2 separate regions of the Homo sapiens genome follow, and region 2 is linked to region 1. A link is a contact called in ENCODE Hi-C or POLR2A ChIA-PET data. All regions are on one chromosome and are shown on one strand. The core of a region is the stretch at or near the end of the contact, and the rest is flanking DNA. Distances in the headings are between cores, read along the strand shown. Region 1 overlaps NCOR2 (nuclear receptor corepressor 2). Region 2 overlaps NCOR2 (nuclear receptor corepressor 2).

Evidence for each region. Hi-C counts contacts between places; a loop is a spot of excess contacts on that map. ChIA-PET counts read pairs that join two places held with the same protein, here RNA polymerase II (POLR2A). Pooled maps may share reads with other maps.
Region 2: a loop to region 1 is called in a pooled map, with 9 times the contacts of the local background. The contact joins two enhancer-like sites. A Hi-C loop is called at or near these places in 1 of 37 single-sample maps with no recorded cell type and 4 of 50 pooled maps. POLR2A ChIA-PET finds 5 or more read pairs at or near these places in 1 of 52 experiments (K562).

Annotation. Positions count from the first base shown.
Region 1 is chr12:124,346,120-124,351,428 of GRCh38, forward strand. NCOR2 (nuclear receptor corepressor 2) reads right to left here. Exons shown (of 49, transcript NM_006312.6): 30 at 4,468-4,618; 31 at 2,055-2,195; 32 at 1,706-1,792; 33 at 445-731. Among named protein-coding and RNA genes, the nearest start is that of MIR6880, 12 kb to the left of the region's middle. RefSeq lists a silencer at 1,904-2,198. Within about 2 kb of position 2,026, at least 3 of the 41 ENCODE cell types and tissues checked have a DNase peak (open chromatin) inside an H3K27ac peak, as active enhancers do.
Region 2 is chr12:124,506,856-124,512,164 of GRCh38, forward strand. All of the region lies in intron 2 of NCOR2 (nuclear receptor corepressor 2), which reads right to left. Among named protein-coding and RNA genes, the nearest start is that of NCOR2, 58 kb to the right of the region's middle. RefSeq lists enhancers at 612-1,197, 1,786-2,371, 1,899-2,008 and a silencer at 1,510-1,724. Within about 2 kb of position 3,101, at least 22 of the 41 ENCODE cell types and tissues checked have a DNase peak (open chromatin) inside an H3K27ac peak, as active enhancers do.

The DNA.
Region 1 (5,309 bases), core at 776-3,275:
CCTCTCTGAACCTCAATTTACTCAGCAATAAAATAAGGTCATTAAGAAAACGACCTCAGAGCATTGCTAGGGGGTGAAACAATGAACGCATGCAACATCCTCAGGCCGCACCTGGACCCTCACAAAGATTCAACGGAGGCAGTTACTCGTCACTATGTTTAGTCCTGTGGCCTTGGAAGCCTGCCTGGCCTCTCTGGGACTCAGTTTCCCTCCCTGAAGAATGGGAACAATGTGAGTTCAGTAGAATCAGGTCAGGAGCCTGGTGCCCCCTGCGCAGCCCTGGAACACGCACAGCTGAGGCCCGGTGATGAGCAGCTGGGTGACTGTAAGGTACGCGAGGGCTCTCAGCCTCGGTTTCCCCATGTGGAGAGGCCCAGGGCAGTGCCCCACAGCCACCGCCACCCCTCCTAGAACTGGGCCCGTGTGCCTGGCCCTGGGCCATACCTGCGTGATGGAGCCCTCCTTGAGCGGCCGCGGGGCCAGGGGCAGCTCGGGCGTGTGCCGCAGCTCCTCGCGCGGGATCTCATGGATGGAGCGGCCCGCCTCCTTCACCGTGGCCACCAGGCCCTCATGGGCCGGCTTCAGCTTCAGGGGGCCCAGGGCCTGCGTCTTGTAGGCCTCGGTCAGGTCCCGTGAGGGCGGTGGGGGCGGAGGCGTGCCCTCCCGCTTTAGGAGCTTGGCCTCCCGACGCAGGTAGTCCTCCTGTGCCTCCACGTAGGACCGAGGGATCCCTGCCGGGCCGACAGCACTGACCCTCACGCCCCGCCCCACCCAGACCCATCAAGAGCCTCCACACCAGTGGGTTCTGGAGCTAGTCTGCCTGAGTTCAAATCCCCACTTGCTGTGTGACCTTGACCAGGAAATCTGACCTCTCTGGGCCTCAGCTTCTTCACACATAAAACAAGAATATTAACTGAACCACCTCAGCAAGTCGGGAACACTATGAAATCATGAAGCTAAAACCACAGGCTGGGTGCAGTAGCTCACGCCTGTAATCCCAACACTCTGGGGGGCTGCGGCAGGCAGACAGCTTGAGCTCAGGAGTTCGAGACCAGCCTGGGCAACATGGTGAAACCCCACCTCTACAAAAATACAAAAATTAGCTAGATGTGGTGGTGTGCATCTGTGGTCCCAGCTACTTGGGAGGCTGAAGTGGGAGGATTGTTTAAGCCTGAAAGGCGGAGGCTGCAGTGAGCTGAGATCGTGCCACTGCACTCCAGCCTGGGCAACAGAATGAGACCCTGTCTCAAACAGCAACAACAACAACAAAATAAAAAAATAAAAAATAAAACCCACAAAGCTGCCAAGTTCACAGTAGCTGGCTGTGCCATGGACCAGCCGCGAGAACCTGAAAGAGTTCTCGGAGCTCTCCAAGCCTCTCCCAATCGCATGTGCCTCACCAGGATGTTCTGTAAAACGATACGCAGGTGGCACCTGGGTTAGTGCCAAGCACAGGACAGTTGCTATGTGACACCTAAAAGCACAGGGGTGATCGGTGGTATTTTGCTTTTTGTTTTTGTTTTGAAATAAGTAAGAGACACCCTTGCTCCGTAGCTCACGTACTGATCATGTACATGTGTGCTGCAGGCCTTTCTGCATACTTGTCCTGAGTTCCCACCACACTCTGGCTGTGTCTCTCCCTCCCGCGCCCTGCGTGACTGTACACCCGTTGGGGGCAACGAGGGAGCAGGGAACAGGGCAGTACCTTGTGTGATGGACCCGCGGATGTGGTGCTGCTCTTTGAGGTGGTGGGGGCTGTGTCGCTCCGGCGGGATGGCACGGCCCATGAGACCTGGGTAGGAGAGGGTGAGGCCATCATTCCGTGGCTCCCTGAGCCGACACTGGGCAGTGACAGGGGTCAGTGTTTACAGCCGCCAGTGGTCATCCCCACGATGATGGTGGAGTAGGACCCAGCACGGGAAGGTCCCTGCGCTACCTCCAGATGGAGCCTCAGAAAGCCCAGCCTCGGTTTCCCCATCTGTAAAACGGGGTCAGCCATCCCCCCACCGCCCACCAGGGGGCACCGAGAGATGAAGTCTCCTCCCTGCTATCACCTTCGATGCTGGCTGAGGAGATGGCTCTGCCCACGCGGCCCTCCATCATGTCATAGGTGCGCTTGGGGGCGGCCGTCTCATGGGGGGGTCCTGAGCTGCTTCTGCCGTCCTCCTTGGAGCACTGGGTCACAGACATGCCACCTGGAAACCACACAAAGCACTCGGTGAGGAGCTGGGCACGGGCCCAGGACCACGGTGGGCAGGCAGGACAGGCAGAGCCGGTAGGCAGGAGCCAGCAGTGCTTCCATGCTGGCCCCGTCACAAAGCCTCACAGCCGAGGCCTCCAGAGGGAGCTGGCAGCCTGCAGGCCCTGGGGGCCTGCCAGCAGGACCCAGGAGCTTTTCCAGGGGGTTGCACGGTGGGAGATGCAGGGCACGCTGCCTGCACCCTGTACCCTAGCCCTCCAGGGTGCTCTGTCTGCAAGCAAGGGTGTGCCTGTGACCACATGAGCACGTGAGTCTGTGTCCACACCCACGGGTGCCGACATGGGGCGTGAACAAGTGCACACACATGCACGTGAGCAAGGACGCATCAGCAGTGTGTGGATGTGTGGCAGGCAGGAGCACACGTGCACCGATACATCAGCAGCAGAGTGTGGATGTGTGGCAGGCAGCAGCACGCGTGCACCGATACAGCAGAGTGGAGGTGCGGGCAGGCAGGAGCACGCGTGTGCACCGATACATCAGCAGTGTGTGGACGTGTGGCAGGCAGGAGCACGCATGTGCACTGGCACGGGTCTTGTGTGTGCAGGAGTGGATGTGGGCACATGCACGTGAGCCTGGCTGCTGAGAACTAAGTGGGTCCATGTACACACATGTACCAGGGTGCAGGCAGTACACGGCTTTGTATGTATACACGTGTCACACCCAGAAACCTGTGCCGATGTGCATGTGAGTGTCCGACCACAAGTCTGCGTGTGCACGGAGAGGTGTGTGTTGCAGGCAGTGGTGAGGGGTGGCAGGGGTGGCCTCGCCAGGCCAAAGGAGCCTACATGGGCCCGGCTCACTGCTCCCCGGACAGGCAGAGAGGTGAACAGACGGAGGTGGCCCCCGAAGGTAAAGGCTGGGCTTTGCCCATCTAGCCAGGGCTCTCCTTCCAGGGCAGCCGAGTCCAGAGCTATCAGAAATGAGCCCCGGGAGCCCCCGCCCCACCCCTCAGAGGGAATGAGCAACTGACAGGCTCTCGGGCTTTTCAACCATTGCTTCGTGTGGCCCACGGCCCGTGAGCTACTCCAGGGGTTGCCAACAGGAGGGTACTAGGTTGCTGTTCAGAAAACGTTCCAAATTAATCGCCGATGTTTAAACATCGGGAGATTTCAGATAAAAACGGAGATGAGAAACCTGGCTGACCGGTGGCCGCAGGGGAGTGGACGGCGTGAGCAGGCACCACAGTCCTCCCCATTCCCTACAGTCCTCCCCACTCCCTACAGTCTCACACCTGCCGCTGCCTGCACTGCCTACCTGGCCCAGGGAGCAGACGAGAGTTTAAAGGCCCCGACTGAAACCCATGATGAAGACGATACGCTGAAGGCCTATAAAGGCTCAGGCACTGGTCTGGGGTCCCAAGGTGGGACTCTACCCAGTGACCTCTCAAGACAAGCTCTTGACTAACCCCACCACCAGCCCTTCCCAGGCTTCCCGCCACCCCCAGGGCACTCGGTCCAGGGGCACCAGGGCATGAGCTGGCACCCAAGACACAGCTGCAGGCCTGTCTCCAAGGCTATCTCTGTGGCAGCAGGGAGTGCATTATGTTCCTAAGCCACACGGTGCCACCTCCACCTCCCAGGCCTGGGGAGGGGGCTGCGGGCACAGGCGGAAGTGGATGGAGGAGAGGCAATTCCGGGCCTCGCAGCTGCAGTGCTGAGAGAGGCGCCCATTAGCAGCTTTCATCTCCACACCCCTGGGTGCCCTAGGCTGCCAGGAAATTCTCTTTCCCGGCACTCGATTCCCTTAACTCCTTCCTGGCAGGGTCTCCTCGTTCTGGAACCCAGAGCCTAGAGAGGGAGAGGATGGGGGCTCCGCAGCAAGAGCCTGGGACACAGTGGGGCGAGGGGCACTCTGGCCATGGCCTCTTTCATGGCCAATGAGAGAGTGCGTGGTTTGTCAGTACGGTGCTGGAGGCCTGGCGGCGTGAGCTCGGGCTTCTGTTCCGGGCCTCAGTTTCCCTCCTATGCTTCTAAAAAGGTTGGCCATGAGTTTGTTTTCTAAACTGTAAAGAACTGGGCAGAGGTGGGAGGCAGCTAAGGCCAACGCTTCCCTGCTGCTGGCTTGCATACCTGCAGGGATAAGGAGGTCACCACCTATCAGATTGTGCTTTCTGATGTCAATCCAGCCCTGCCTCCCTGTGAAGCTACCTCAGTGGGCCAAGCACACTCCTCCCCTGGTCCTGGGCCTCCTCTCCTCCTGCGACTCACCCTCATAGGACAAGACGTGGCCCTTCTTGCCTTCGTAGATGACGTGGCCCTTGGGCAGGCTGTCCTCCCGGCCGCGGTCCAAGCGACTCGGGCTGTCCTCGCCGATGATCCTGGTGATGGTGCCCTTGTACAGGACGTCAGCTGGCGTGCCCTGCAGGTGCAGAGGGGTGAGCGCCCAGGAGGCTGCAGCCCAGGACCCCTCTCAACTCAAATGCAGGCAAAGACGTGCTTAAAAGCCCATGTGCCCACCGATGCACACGCGTGTCCACACACACACTGTCTCAAATAGGTAAGAGTTTGCATGGAACAAAACCCTATGAGGAACCTGAAGAATGAAGATCCCTTGTCAAGTGCTTCCCATGAGTGGACGCTGTTCTGGGTGCTCTCTATGGATTTGCTCATTTAATCCTCGAAACAACCCTAAGACAACCCTATTGATTATGCCTGTTTCAGATGGGGAAACCGAGGCACAGGGAGGCACAGTGACTTTACCCGGGGTCACCTGGCTAATAAGGGGCAGGCGGGGACTTGAACCCAGGCATTCTGGTCCTGGAGTCTGTGTCCCCACCACTGCGTGGGGTCTACTCAGAGCCTTGACATTCAGTTACCGAAAACGGTAACTGGCGGGGACGCTGGGGTTTCTGCTCCTGTGCTGTACCCGTGACCACGTCATGCACTTTGGTTTCCTAAAACCAGGACAAGGACTCACGTCAGGGCAGCACACCGGAAATTTTAGTTCTAACCCAGGTTTTCCACCTCGGCCCTCCTGACAGCTGGAGCTGGACCCTTCTTTGCTGTGGGGCTGTCCTGTGCACTGTGGGCTGTTAACAGCATCCCTGGCT
Region 2 (5,309 bases), core at 1,851-4,350, 160 kb after region 1:
TGACGGCAGGAGAGAGGGAGGCCATGCCAGAGTGGGGCTCAGGGAGCTGGGTGGCTGAGCTGGGGCTGAGCTCCTGGACAGCACCTGGAGAGGCGGTGGGACCTGGGGTTTCTAAAGGATGCGGACGGGGTTGGGGTCCTGGGTCTTCATCCGTTTTGCTTCATGGCTAAGAATGAACCAACAACCCCAGACTACATGGAACACAGCTCCTGACATTATGCTGAGTGACAGAAGCCAGCCACAAAAGGACAAACACTGTGCGATTCCACTCGTAGGAGGTGGCCAGAGTCACTGAATTCATAGAGACAAAAAGGAAAATGGCTGGGACCAGGGGCTGGGGAGAGCGAGGAAGGGGGAGTTACTGTTTAACAGATATAGCGATTCAGTTTTGCCACATGAAAAGTGCTGGAGATCGGTTGCTAAACAATATGGCTATTCTTAACACTACTGAATTATCTACTTACCAATGGCTGAAGGTAAATTTCACATTATATGTATCTACCACAATTTAAAATTAAACAACACCTCCTCCAGGGAGACCTCCCTGATTGCTAGTGTTGTGCTTGTGTTGTTCCGCGGTGGCCCCAAAGGCTCAGGCTGCCCCCATAAAAGGCAAAGTGTTGCCAGTGGCCCCGGCACTCAGCAGGCCCTCAGAGCCGAGTGCAGCATGCGTCCAGGCCTTGTCTCTGGCCCACCTCACCTCAGGACCCCATGACGGCCACAGGGCATGGCTGGGCAGCGACTTGCACCTCTGATCCCTCGGAAGCGCCCGATAAGCTGAGCTCTCCCCTCGCCAGCTGCCTCCAACCCAGGTGGCCTCAAGGCCAGGGCCCAGGGAAGGGCTGACTGCTTCAGAGGGGCCCCTGGACCCCAAAACTTGAGGCCAGGGCCAGAGCCCTTCTCTCTGCCCACCAGTCTGCAGTCTCTGTCCCACCCGCTCATGTCCATGCCCAGACCCCGAGTGTGAAGGCGGCCTCCGCAAGGTTCCCACCGACTTCCCTGCCTCCAACATCTGGCAAACACATCCACAGCTGTGCAGCTGCCGGAAACGCCTCCTCCCGCTTCTCCTCCATGCACGCAGGCCCTCAAGGATGGCTTTCTGAGGAATTTATGGGGTCGCCTCTAGTATTTCAGGGTAGATCCCTGGAGGCATCCACCACATGTGAATGAGGACAAATGTTTCTGCTGCTAAGAATAGCTGTGCCAGCAGCAGCGTCCAGGGCGACAGAGCCCACCCACTCAACAAGGGTCCCCTCCTGCCTCCCCAACCCATCCCAGCCCCCAGCAAGTGGCCAGGCTGGACCACAAAGGGCCTGGATGGGAGGACCCCACTGCCGCCTGGGCTCCCAGGCTAAACGGGAAGAATCCACTTTACGTCAGCTCTGTCCAATGCTCAGAAGTGGACGCATCTGGGCCATTCAATTACCCCAGGGGCATTGATCAATAAATGTCTGATGACGGGACAGTGATCAAGAACCCAAAAGGTCCTATGGCCCCTGCAGCCAGGAGCTCAGACAGTAAACAAATGCTTCAGCGCCCAGGAGTGGCGACGGCTGAAGCTAAGCGTCTACCTGGGATCGGATGATCCACCCGAAGAAGGGCAGGGACAAAAAGCAAGAGGAGAGCTGTAGATACCCAAGACCCTGCCGGAACACAAGGGCCCAGGCAGGCACCACGCCGAGGGGAGGGGCCCGCAGGAAGGGGGTGACCGCAGCTCAGCCCCAGCCAACACTGAGCAGAGACCCAGGAATGTGGCCCCCAAACATTCCTGATGTTCCAGACCCTGCTGGAACAGGGTCCACGTGGGGCAGGGGGTCCACGGCATCCAAATCTTTCCAGCAAAGCCAAGAAGCCCAATTTTGAGACATCTCCCGATATTTCTAAAAAAACACTGACTATAAAACCAACCCAATAAATCAGTCTGACAGCCAAATACAGCCCAGGGGCTGCCAGGACATGACCTGTGGCTTATGACGTGGTCACTGGACGCCACAAGAGAGGTGAGGGAAGGCTGGGGAGCTGAAGCGGGCTGATGGGGGGACAGGAGGTGGAGCGCCAGCAACGGCTTGGAGGGGGGACCCAAGAGGCCCTCAACTATTAAATATAACAGGAATGAAACTTACCCAGTGACTCATCGGCGCCACCTGCTCCACCCCAATGGGACACACACACACTGGCCATGAAAGGCAGGCCAGGCAGGGACCCCAACCTGGCCCCATCTCCAACACAGGGAGCAAGACACAGTGTCTCTGCCCACCCGGCCCCACTCCGTGCATGCCACACCCCAATTTCCCTGGGCAACCACCCCCCCTGCACCCTCAGTCCTGGGGTCTCAGGGAGGCTGACCCAGCCCTCCAGCCAAAGTGGCACTGGCTTTGGTGGGGGGGGGGGGGGCTTAACTCTGAACTCTCAAGCTGAGGCAACAAAACTCATTCCCATGATATTTGCTGGAATATTGGGAACAAGAAGCTGTCCTTCCACTGGGGCTACTGAACTGCAATTATTAGTCTCAGGCTAACAGGGACTGAAAGTGGGGAGCACCTGGACCCAACTGTGCCTGAAGCTTCTCTGAGGTTTTTTAGTTACTTGAACTATTTGTGCTAAATGCAGGAGGCAGAGGGAGTCTGTCCATTGCAACCAAGAGACCTAAGATAGCAACCCTCCTAAAACACAAACTCTCAGATAGGATCTCCCTGGAATCAGATCTCTTCCACCCGCTAGGTCCCTTATCCATGTAGGTGAGGACAGGTCCAAAGCCAGCCAAGAAGAGGCCAGAGAAATGGAATGGGAGACCCAGGCCAGACTCAGTGTAGGGGGAAGGGGCCAGGCAGGAGCCAGGGAGAGGCCTGTCCTGTGTCACCCTGAAGGGAAAGTGGGTGGCTCCCAGTCCCTTCCTGAGCTGTCAGTGGCTCTCATGGGTGAAAGAGCAGGCGGCAGCTTTGCAGATGAACACTGCCCAGCACAGCCCAGCTCTGATCTGGGTCACTTCTCAGAGGCAGACACACCCCCCGACGGCCGCCCCCCACAGTAACCTGAGCCTCCGGACCTCGGTTTCCGGAGGAACATCACGATCTCTCTTGGAGGGAATGTCTGCTAGCCGCACCGCAGAACCAAATGTGCTGATAAACCTAGGCCAGGTTGAGCAAGCCTGGGCTGCTCCCGCCAGGCCAGAAAAAAGAGGCATTGTCTGCAGCCAGGAGCCACCACATGGGCTGTACCCATGGGCATGTCTTGGGGCCATCCCTGCCAGGCCTTCAGTTTCCTGGGTTGTAAAACAAGTGGCTGTTCCAGGCCTCGGGGGCAGCCAAGGCCTCAATCTGGAGCAGGTGGCGACCCCAAGCCCCCACCCCACAGGCACTGATGCACCCCAGCTCCGCTTCTCCTCCCGACCTCCATGGGGCCATGTGCTTGTTACAGCTCCCGTTTCCTAGGTGGAAGACTGAGGCTATTTGCACAGGGAGGAGCAGGGCAGCGGGAAGATGAGCAAATGCCACTTCCATCTTCCACGCCGCTGCCCTGAGCAGCCACGGGAGGGAACACCTCGCAGCCACTGGCACAGCCAGTCCCCAACACAACACTTGGTGGCACCAACTCCTTCCTCACAGCGCCCCCGTGAGGGATTCTGTTATCATCCCCATTCTACAGCTGGAGAGACTGGCACAGAGAGGCCGAGCAACTTGCCCAAGGTCACACAGCCAACAAGGGCACAGCCTGGATGCAAACCCAGGCGAGCCACCTCCTGTGTCCAGCTCACCCACTGTGTCCTGGGACCCTGTCACCAGCATACCCATGCCTGCTGCTTAGGTTAGAGGAGACTGTTGTCTCTCCCACCAGGCTGGAGCCAGGCCTTGCAGCCCTCCCATCCCATGTCCCTGCTCACAAGACCAGGCCAGGTCCTGCCAGCCAGAGGTGCCCATGGGCCGCCGCGGACAGGCTGTGGGCATCTCCATGTCCACTTGAGAGCCTGCTGCACACTGTCCACCCCGGGCCCAGGAGGAGACGAAAGGCCACATCCTCACCTCCCTCACGGCCCAGCTCCGTGACCTCCCTCATCAGAACCCGGAATCTGGACTCCAACCTGTGCTGCTGCATTTCCTCTCCCCCCACAGCCCCAAACACAAGATCCATGAAGCAAGAGTCACACCTTTGTGTCCCCCAGAGTCCCAGCACACTGCACATGGCAGGTGCTCAATAAATGTTTGCTGAATGCATGAACATGCTAAGAGCAAAATCGCAGACGTGGAGCTGAAGCTCAAAGACCAGTTTGCAAACAGAGAGACTGAGGCTGAGAGCACAGACAGGGTGTGCTTAAAGCCCAGATTTCGGGGTACCACCTACACCAGGCCAGGTCCATCAAAGGCAGCCGAGTGTCCCAAATATCAGGTAACTGACCCCAGGTCCACACAGCCGGCCGGCTCCACTCCAGGTCTCCAAGTGGCCGAGAACTCTGATCCCCACTCCTGGAAGCCCCAGTGCCAGCCCCCGTGGCGAGACTGTAAGGCCGTCAGTGCCACTAAGGAGCTGTGTGGCCTCTGCCAAGTAGCCTGCCCTCTCTGGGCCTAGTTTCTCCATTTGTCAAGGGCACCCGGCAAACCTGGGGCTTGCTGGGGGATGAGTGCAACCCGGGTTCTGCAGGAGTCACCAGACGCGTGGGGAAAGGGCGTCCGGGGCCTGGGGCAAAGCCGGGGTAGAATCCGAGAGCCTCCTGCCTCTGGGTCCTGTCCCCTTAGCAGGGCTGTCTGAGGGGACAGCGAACAGCAGGCGGCAGGTGGGGTCTAGGGCCTTGTGGATTTGGTTCTCGGCAAGAAAGGCAGGTTCAAGCAAGGCGTCCTTCCTGGAAAGTCCAGACTCCCCGAATGGGGCTTCATGCACTCCCAGGCACAAAGGGGTTCTCGGCCACCCAAACTTGTCCTGCACCCTCAGGCTTGGAGTGGGGAACAGTACCAACCCCCGCCAGGGCCAGTTCCCCCACCTCCAGAGACTGGCGTCGCCAGCTGTGTTCATTTCCTAGGGCTGCCATAAAAATGACCACAAACCAGGAAACTTAAAACAACAGTGATTTATTTTTATTTTTTTATTATTTTTTGACAGGGTCTCACTCTGTGGTCCAGGGTGGAGTGCAGTGGCACAATCATGGCTTACTGCAGCCTTGACCTCCTGGGCTCAATTGATCCTCCTGCCTCAGCGTGGGACTACAGGCAAGCCGCCACCACATCCGGCTAATTTTTGTGCTTTTTGTAGAGACAGGGTCTCGCCATGTTGCCCAGGCTGATCTTGAAATCCTGGGCTCAAGTGATGCGCCCACCTCG